Linked DNA regions of Homo sapiens: region 2 is linked to region 1. A link is an interaction called in ENCODE POLR2A ChIA-PET data of the cell type or tissue named here. Cell type or tissue: OCI-LY7. All regions are shown on one strand. Links, peaks and the distances in the headings refer to the core of each region. The heading gives the core; the rest is flanking DNA.

Evidence for each region. Peaks named below come from ENCODE experiments on the same cell type or tissue, not always from the same donor. Only the 100,000 strongest peaks of a DNase experiment are listed, where the experiment ranks them.
Region 2: POLR2A ChIA-PET joins it to region 1 with 7 read pairs; 2 of 35 experiments call an interaction of 5 or more read pairs at or near these places.

Annotation. Positions count from the first base shown.
Region 1 is chr7:43,666,027-43,670,422 of GRCh38, forward strand. The region is part of intron 1 of COA1 (cytochrome c oxidase assembly factor 1); the gene reads right to left. Among named protein-coding and RNA genes, the nearest start is that of COA1, 61 kb to the right of the region's middle. RefSeq lists a silencer at 3,827-3,876. In OCI-LY7, for the core only: no CTCF peak of the experiment used is centred there; a DNase peak (open chromatin) is centred at 1,905.
Region 2 is chr7:43,786,641-43,791,036 of GRCh38, forward strand. It overlaps BLVRA (biliverdin reductase A), which reads left to right. Exons shown (of 8, transcript NM_000712.4): 3 at 1,264-1,385. Among named protein-coding and RNA genes, the nearest start is that of BLVRA, 30 kb to the left of the region's middle. In OCI-LY7, for the core only: no CTCF peak of the experiment used is centred there; no DNase peak of the experiment used is centred there.

The sequences.
Region 1 (4,396 bases), core at 43-4,042:
CTACTGATTCAAATGCTAATCTCTTCTGAAAATACCCTCACAGATACCTCCAGAAATTGTGTTTAACCAGCCATCTGGACATCTTTTAGCTCATCTTTTAGCCACTTAAGATGTTCAATCTTCTTTAAGTTATATACTTATACTAAAGCTGACACACAAAAATAACCATCACATGGGCTAATTACAAAATAAGCCAATTGGCTTTGGGTTGCCTTGCAATGAAGAGCATGGTAGAAGCACTACACTGTTTATACGGACCCAAGATCCAGTATAAAATGGCACCCTTAATTTTAGGGATCTGTCTTTGCCTTCAGCTGTACCTGCTTATTAGGCCCTAAAAAATGCATGCTACCTGGCCTTGTTTCTCTAAGGGCTCCACCCTAAAGCCAGTAACCCTATTAAGAAACTGGCAAATGAAAAATCTTAACAAGGGCTCAATCTTCTATATGTTTGTGTTGCTATATATGTGTTGTGTGTAATGTCTATAAAAAGAGCTCTAATTGGCTTAAAGAAAAATAAGCACTTAAATATTTTTTAGTTCACATGACTTCAAGAAATAAAAACAGTCTTAAGAATTATTGGTAAAATGCAAGTGTCGTCAAAATGCAAATAGGTGGTCTAAATCATACAACTTAGATACTAGGTTTGCTAAACATTCCAAGATTGTATACTGCCTGCTTTACAGATAGGTAAGGCTGGGACATATAGAGCTGGATGCTGAAAAGTCAAACTTTTATCTGCATTTCTCTCTGGGTCCTAGGATCCACACCAAGTATATAATTAAAACTGCTTACTAACCAGATTTTTCACCAAAAATAAAAGTTGCTAAAAGTTAACAGTGAATATTAATTAAACTCAAAAGGGTATTATATGGTCTTTTCACAAATTGGACATTGAAATAAAACCATGGCAAGCAGGTCTTAAGACACTAATCTGCCCTTTAGTAAAAGGGTTATAAAAGGCTTGTGAAAATTTCACCTCCCAGTCAAATTGGTTATGATTAGAAGCAATGATCTATAAGATTTCATAGAAACAAATTGGGGTTAACATTAATAAATTAATGCAAGGGTAAACTTTGGCTTTGAACAGGATTTCCATGTCATGGTAAAGGCTAATGAAAGGTTTTTGCCTTTTGAGTCATCATTTGGCAATCTGGAATTCTATTTCATAACATCAAATGTTCTAAACCTCTAACATTTAACAGGCCTCCCAAAATCAAACTTCAAGTTTCAAAACTGTCCTTCCTGATGCCTGGCTTTTTGGATGGTTCAGAAGGTCCCTGAAACATTCAGAAAAGAGGTAAAAAAGATTATTTGACATGTTTAGTCACATGAGATTGCCAAAATATTTCCAATCTTCTTTAAGTTATATTTTGGTGAATACTAATATATGTTCCCAAATTGAATGGGATTTCTAAAATTCTAACGTCTAAGTATATGCTATCAATCATAATTAAGGGTAAAGTTATTGTAAACCACAGAGATAAATAAACTTTTGTCTGACATGTTTTTAACTGTATCCTGGAAATTTTGTCATTCACAGACAATTGTCTTGCTTTGTTCCTTCTCAAAAGACGGTTTATAATCAAGCCATATTAAGAACTTTAACAGATGTTCTCAAATGCAGATTCTTAATAGCCTTGAAGATTGTTAACACTGGAATAGAGGAAGAACATACAGGACTCAAAGAACTGACATGTTCACAAATATCAAGCAAAACAAGAGCTAATTAAATGGACTGGACTCAGAAAGTTAAAGCCACCTTTTTGACTTTCGCTTGCAATATTGCTGATCCTTGTTTTGTTTTTCAGAGTCCAGGAAACTTATTTTAACTATTTATGGCCTTTAATAATTGAATAAGGTATGCTCCTGTGAACAAAATTTGGAGCATGTTTCTTTTTCTCTGCCTGGTTCCTCCAGAATTTGGAAACTATCTGTGAGTACTCTTAACTTACAGCAATATAATTGTTTCCATCAGTGCAATAAGAATCCATTTTTCTTTGTCGACAGGACACAATTGGTAAAACTGGTTATTTTACCAAGGCTTTGACTGAAAGGGTGTGTTTCCCTTTAAGGAATCAAGCTTGACATGCAGAGCCAATAAAAGCCCCTTGGGGAGTACTGGCCTCATACCTTGTCTACACAGTCCATGAACAGAGATCTTAACCTGTCGTCAGTAAAGAATGTCACTTTCTAACAGGTCCAGCAGCTCCAAGTTTATCTTGGGACCTCAAGAGGAGATCACCCAACTCACAGGTATTTGAGGATACAAACCCATGTGGATGGCTGGGCTCAGCTTTAAAGGTCTTATCTGAGATTCCTGTGGAACAGAGTTCCATCAAAGCCAATCCAAAAGGCCTATGTAGAAATAACCACTCTTGCTGCACTTTATGCAAATAATCAGGCCAAGTATAAGACTAAAATTTATTCTACAAACAACACACACGGTCCTATCATAATTTGTTTTTACAAAAAATGAGGACTGGAGAGAGAAATTGTGCTCCAAAGCTTATCATACATTTGTCATTAAATCCTAGTCTAATTGTTTTTAAGCTTTTTGCCTACATTTTAGACTAACCCTGCTTATTCCTGTGAATCAAGTGGCGATCTCCTACAGCTTGGATGAAACAAAATGGGATGGATAACATAAAAATCTGGATCAATATGCTGGTTCTGGGCAATTATCCTGCAAATTCTGCCAGGTAATGAAAGTGAGTAGGGTGCCCATAACCCTGAGGTTTCTTTGTTTGGGAAATAAAACCAAGGAACTTCATAAATCCCCAAATATCTTGGCAAGTAAAATTTTAGATGAAAATTATCTACTATACCACACTTGTGGGAACTGCTATACTCACTCTACTATTTGCAATAGGGTTATACAGAGTAGCACCTTCTAACTGAAATATTGGACAGAGAACTTATGTCTTGTATTAATATTTGGACCCTGTATACTCAATACTATAACTTGAATTGTTTCCTCTCACCTAGAAGCAATCAAACTCCAAATAGTGCTGCAAACTAAACCACACAGGAACACACCTTTCTTCCAAGGACCCTTAGATCAACCCCAGGAGAAGCCCTAGCTGCTGTTCCCCATTCGATGCCCCTTCTCAGCAGGAAATAGCCAGAAAGAGTCATCACCCAAAACCCCTTAAGAGCAGTTATGGTGACATCTCCACATGGGGGGATGTTATAGGAGTTTATTAAGAAATTATTTTAGGCAGCTAGGAAAAGGGGTCCTTGGGGAAGTTTTCATTTCCTTTAAAGCGGCTCCAGAAACGTTTCTTGTCTAGCAAACCCCAGCTCTTAGAGCCGAGTCAGCAACCTTTGATATGCAAATACAGGCCATTAGAAACTGGGTCCACCCAAACATGGTGATTCCTGCCACCTTCTTCCCCTCGCCTCACAGGTGCCTGGCAACACGGCCGCCCCCACATATCCCCATATGTGTAGAGCATCATGGCACCCTGCATTTGCATATTAAAAAGCTAGGGTGGGAGGGCCAGTTTTTTCCGCGGGCTACGTGAGTGACATGCCTGGTCAAACCAATCCCCTGAGCGCTATGCAAATCAGGCACCACCTCCTCTAGCCTCCTCATATAAGCAGCCACTTTTCTGACGCACACAGGGTTTTCTCTTTGTTCGAATCGCCCCCTCCCTTTATCTTTGTACAGGGGAGCTGTTTTCTTCTTCCTTCCTTCTTTCTTGCCTATTAAACTTTTCACTCCTTAAAACCAAAAAAAAATTAAAAAAAAAAAACCATCACATCAAATAACTTTACCCTACCCAGGACTTGCCCAGGTTTCTGTTCTTGGGTTAAAATTTAAAATATTGGTTCACTCCCTGACGGAAACAGATGAGAGAGGTGCTCAGTGACTCATTATGGACAGAATGAGGGCTGAAATTACTTGAGTGAGGAAGGAAAGGAAAGCGGGGCCCTGGCTGAGGTTAAGTACCAAATAGAAATCTGGGCTGAAGCAGGGAGACTTAGCTTGAGATTCTAGATAAAAAAAGAAGTGTAACCTAGAGTAACACAAATATAAAGGATTCCACTCTTATTTCCAAACTATTGTAACAGCTCTGAATAACATGGATATTTTAAAGGTTTATGCATATATTAATGGATGTGTATAAAACATTCAGGCCAGGCACAGTGGTTCACGCCTGTAATCCCAGCACTTTGGGAGGCCGAGGCAGAAGGATCACTTGAGATCAGGAGTTCAAGACCAGCCTGGCCAACATGGTGAAACATGATCTCTACTAAAAATACAGAAAAAAATTAACTGGGTGTGGTGGTGGGTACCTGTAGTCCCAGCTATTTGGGAGACTAAGGCAGAAGAATCACCTGAACCTGGGAGGCAGAGGCTGCAGTGAGCCGAGACTGCACCACTGCACTAC
Region 2 (4,396 bases), core at 331-4,330, 120 kb after region 1:
TCTCAATAAATCTAAAAGGATTCAAATCATTTAAAGAATGTTCTCTGACCACAGTGGGATTAAATGAGAAATCAATAATAGAAAAACATTTGGCAAATCCCCAAACATTTGGAAGAAATCCTGGAAGGAGAAGACAAGAGCAGTGGGCACAGGAAGAGGGGCAGAGTCAGTGGGAAGTGGTGACAACTGGGTACAGAGGTGAAGAAAAGGGGCAAATCTGAGATGACATTCATGTTTCTATGCTCAGAGGCATCCAAGAAGTGAGTTTAAGGGATGCATGGAGATAATTTTTTTTTTTTTGAGATAGAGTCTCACTCTGTCACCCAGGCTGGAGTGCAGTGGCGCTATCTTGGGTCACTGCAATCTCCGCCTCCCAGGTTCAAGCAATTCTCCTGCCTCGGCCTCCTAAGTAGCTGGGATTACAGGCGCCTGCCAACAGGCCCAGCTAATTTTTGTATTTTTAGTAGAGACGAGGTTTCTCCATGTTGGCCAGGCTGGTCTGGAACTCCTGACCTCAAGTGATCCACCTGCCTCGGCCTCCCAAAGTGCTGGGATTACAGGCGTGAGCCACCGTGCCCAGTGCATGGAGATAAATTTTATCAGTTTTTATTATACTGAGTTGCTGTATAACTTAAAAGTCAGTTTGATTTTTCACTGTAATACTGTTCACATACAGCCTCCAGCAGTGCACTTAAATAATATTTAAGATACTGCAGTATCTTAAATGTGGAACTCAGAAGGCTGTAGTGAAGAGTCAAAGCCTCTGGATCCCACGCTGAGTAAGGTGACCAATCATGGTTTGCCCATTTGCCTCCTCTGCCAGCATCTGATGAAGAAGCTGTGCCCTCTGAATGACTCCCAGTAGTATCAGATTCATGTGTCCACTGGAGGAGGGACCCAGGGAGGGCAGAAGTACCAGGCCATGGGCTGGGTCTGGGTTAATGGGGAAAGCTCCCTCATTATTGGAGATGGGGCAGTAGAAGTGGAGAGCCAAATTGGGGGAACACTTTCTGTGGGTACTCGGAAGGTTTTCAACCTAAAGACATGGTGGAGCACCTTCAAGAACAGGTTTTGGCGGGACTGACTTCTCTCCAAGCCCCCATTTCGGGGACTGTCTCATCCCATCCTGATGCTGTGGCTTCCTGTGTGTTTTGGGCTGGCTTCCATCTTGCTCGTCGGGACCCTGCCAGCTCCTTTGTTTTGTAGTTTTCTGCTCGATGCCTACAGTGTTTTCAGACTCCACCTTGGTCCCTTGTGTTTCAGCCCGAGAGGAAGTTTGGCGTGGTGGTGGTTGGTGTTGGCCGAGCCGGCTCCGTGCGGATGAGGGACTTGCGGAATCCACACCCTTCCTCAGCGTTCCTGAACCTGATTGGCTTCGTGTCGAGGTGGCTCACAATGTCTTTGTGCTTCATAATTCATGGAAAGCCCAGTGAGGCGGATTAGCTGCAGGACATGGAGATTTTCCAGACCCAGGGCAGGGAGAGCCATCTCCCAACTGAGAACTGTGCTTAGGGTCAGCCCCATAAGATCTCAGGTTGGGATGGGTCTGGGAACTGAAGCTTGCTGGGCCTGCAGCTGGGATGCACAGTAGGTTGGCCTGGGAGACTGGAAGACAGAGGCAGGAGGGTGAGCTCAAGGCTGACAGTTAGAGAAGGGGCACAGAAAACACATGCATGGGGCTTTGGCCTGAAAGGCTTTCGGTGTGCACCGGGGAATCCTGACATAGTCATCATGACAGCCATCCTAGGTGGTCCTGGGCTCTACATGTGATATTTCCTTCTGCGTAGTGTTATTAACCCCCCAGTTTACAGATAAGGAGGCTGAACCACAGAAAGGTTAAGTAATCTGCCTGAGGTCACACAGCTGGAAAGTCTAAGAACTGAAGTTGAGCAGAAGTCTGTTTCCAAAGCCCATCTTTTAAACACCATGTGTTCTTTTGCCATTGGTAATTTTGAGCCTCACTTTTATTATTATTATTATTTTTTTTGAGACAGAGTCTCACTCTGTCACCCAAGCTGCAGCGCAATGGTGCAATCACAGCGCACTGCAGCCTTGACCGTCTGGGCTCAAGTGATCCTCCCGCCTCACAGCTCAAGTGGTCCTCCTGCCTCAGCCTTCTGAGTAGCTGGGACTACAGACACACACACCACCACGCCTGGATAATTTTTTTTTTTTTTTTGTAGAGACAGGGTCTCCCTATGTTGCCTAGACTGGTCTCAAACTCCTGGGGTCAAGTGATCCTCCTGCCTCGGCCTCCCAAAGTGCTGAGATTATAGGCGTGAGCCAGTGCACCCAGCCTCCCCCTTTTCTTTAAGGATTCATTTATCTCCAGTCAAAATCAAACTTATCACCTTGTTTCTTCTTCCCCCATGCTCAAATTTTCCACTCACCCCTGTACACACACACACACACACGCACCACTCACCAGACTAATCCTGTATAACATCATTTGTCAATATTAATTGTGAACTAGATACAGGCACCAGACTAATCCTGTGTAACATCATTTATCCATATTAATTTTGGACTAGGTGCAGGCACTGGGCTGGGCCTGAAGACATGGTAGTGAGCAAGTTAGGCAACTCTTTTTCTAGTGCTTTAGAGACATCAGATAAATATTTACACAAAGCATAAGTAACAATTGTGATAGTCTATGTAGAAATTTTTTCATGTTTTCATTCATGGGGCCATCCTCTTCCGGCCTGTCTCAAAACATGGCCCCACTTTTAAGGATTTAAAATGGGCTTGGAAGCACCAGGGAGACCCAGAAGTGCTAGAATCTGCCCTTGGGCCAGCCTTCTCCTCCCCATAAGATTCCAAGGGAGCTGCACACAAATGGGAGAGCAAAGTTAAGATCAGGCAGCACCGTAACCCCCATCGCACCCCTATCTGGAGCTGGGACCACACACAGCACTTGGGCGCAAGGCTGAAATGGGACCTTTCCTTTTCCCTTAAGCCCCAGTCCTCTGCCAGTTGGCTTCCAGGGTCAGCTCAGTGGGAACACCTACACTACCCAGGTTGTATGGGAGGATGGCCAGGTCACACCCCTGCATGACAGCCCTGCCAGTACTCACACTGTTTCCCTCTTCACATACCCTTCCCTTCCTGACCTACCTGCTAAGTTCTACCTCCTCCCCAGGAAGCTTTTCTGGTGTATTCCTTTCCCACCCTGAGTCTCCATCTCCTACTTCCAAGCACCACATTTCTCCTGGTAGTCTTGTGGTAGTGGTATGTACGTGTGTGTGTGTGTGTGTGTGTGTGTGTCTTCCTCTAGCTGACTGAGCTCATTGAAAGGCGATGATTTTAATTTGTTCTCCATGATTTCTCCTACAGCGCCTAGTACATAATAGGCAAACAATAAGTATTGCTGAAATTGAGCAATTTAGTTTGGGTGGCCCCATTAAAGAAACCTAGCATAATACTCTTTGGGAGCTAAATTTTCCTGAATGCTTTCTGCCTGCTGCAGCTCAGCTGGAGCTCTGAGCGGGCTGAGGGCCTTCTGCTTGCTAGCTGTCCCACATTCCCCCATGACTGCCACCCTTAGAGGGCTACTCTCCTGCCCCAGCCGCTGCACTGGGAGGTGTACGGACTGCTGGGGCTTTGGCTCTTCGAAGACTGCAGCTCCCCCATGCTCTAGAAGAGTCAGAAGGCCTTGGGTTCCCCTCCTGCTTCTGCTCCTGGTTAGTCAAGGCTATCACTGCCTATTATGTGCTAGGCATTATAGGAGAAATCATGGAGAACGAATTCCTCACCTTCCAATGAGCTCAGTCGGCCAGAGGGAGGAAGACACACACACACACACAAACACACACACAGACACACACACACACAAACATGTGTGCGTACATACTACTGGGCTTCGTTAGCTTAGCTATAAAGTAGCTCGAAGTCGCATGCCAGTTTGCACCCTAAATGTGTTAACGTATTGGATTTGGATTAGGTTTGGTAGTCACAATGTTTGGCCAAGTGCTTGGAACTGGAAGTGACCATAGAGATCACTTCTCATGAGATAAAAGTAGATTGTTCCTTTTATTTTTATGTTATTTTATTTTTGAGGAGTCTTGCTCTGTCACCCAGGCTGGAGTGCTGTGGTGCAATCTCGGCTCACTGCAACCTCCATCTCCCGGATTCAAGTGATTCTCCTGCCTCAGCCTCCCAGGTAGCTGGGATTACAGGCGCCCACCACCACATTTGGCTAACTTTTGTATTTTTTGTAGATACAGGTTTTCACCATGTTGGCCAGGCTGGTCTTGAACTCCTGACCTCAAGTGATCCACCCACCTCGGCCTCCCAAAGTGCTGGGATTATAGGCTTGAGCCACCGCGCCCAGCTGTTTCTTTTGTTTTGGAGATGAAGTAATTCAAGACTCTCCCAGGTCATACACGCTGTGAATGGT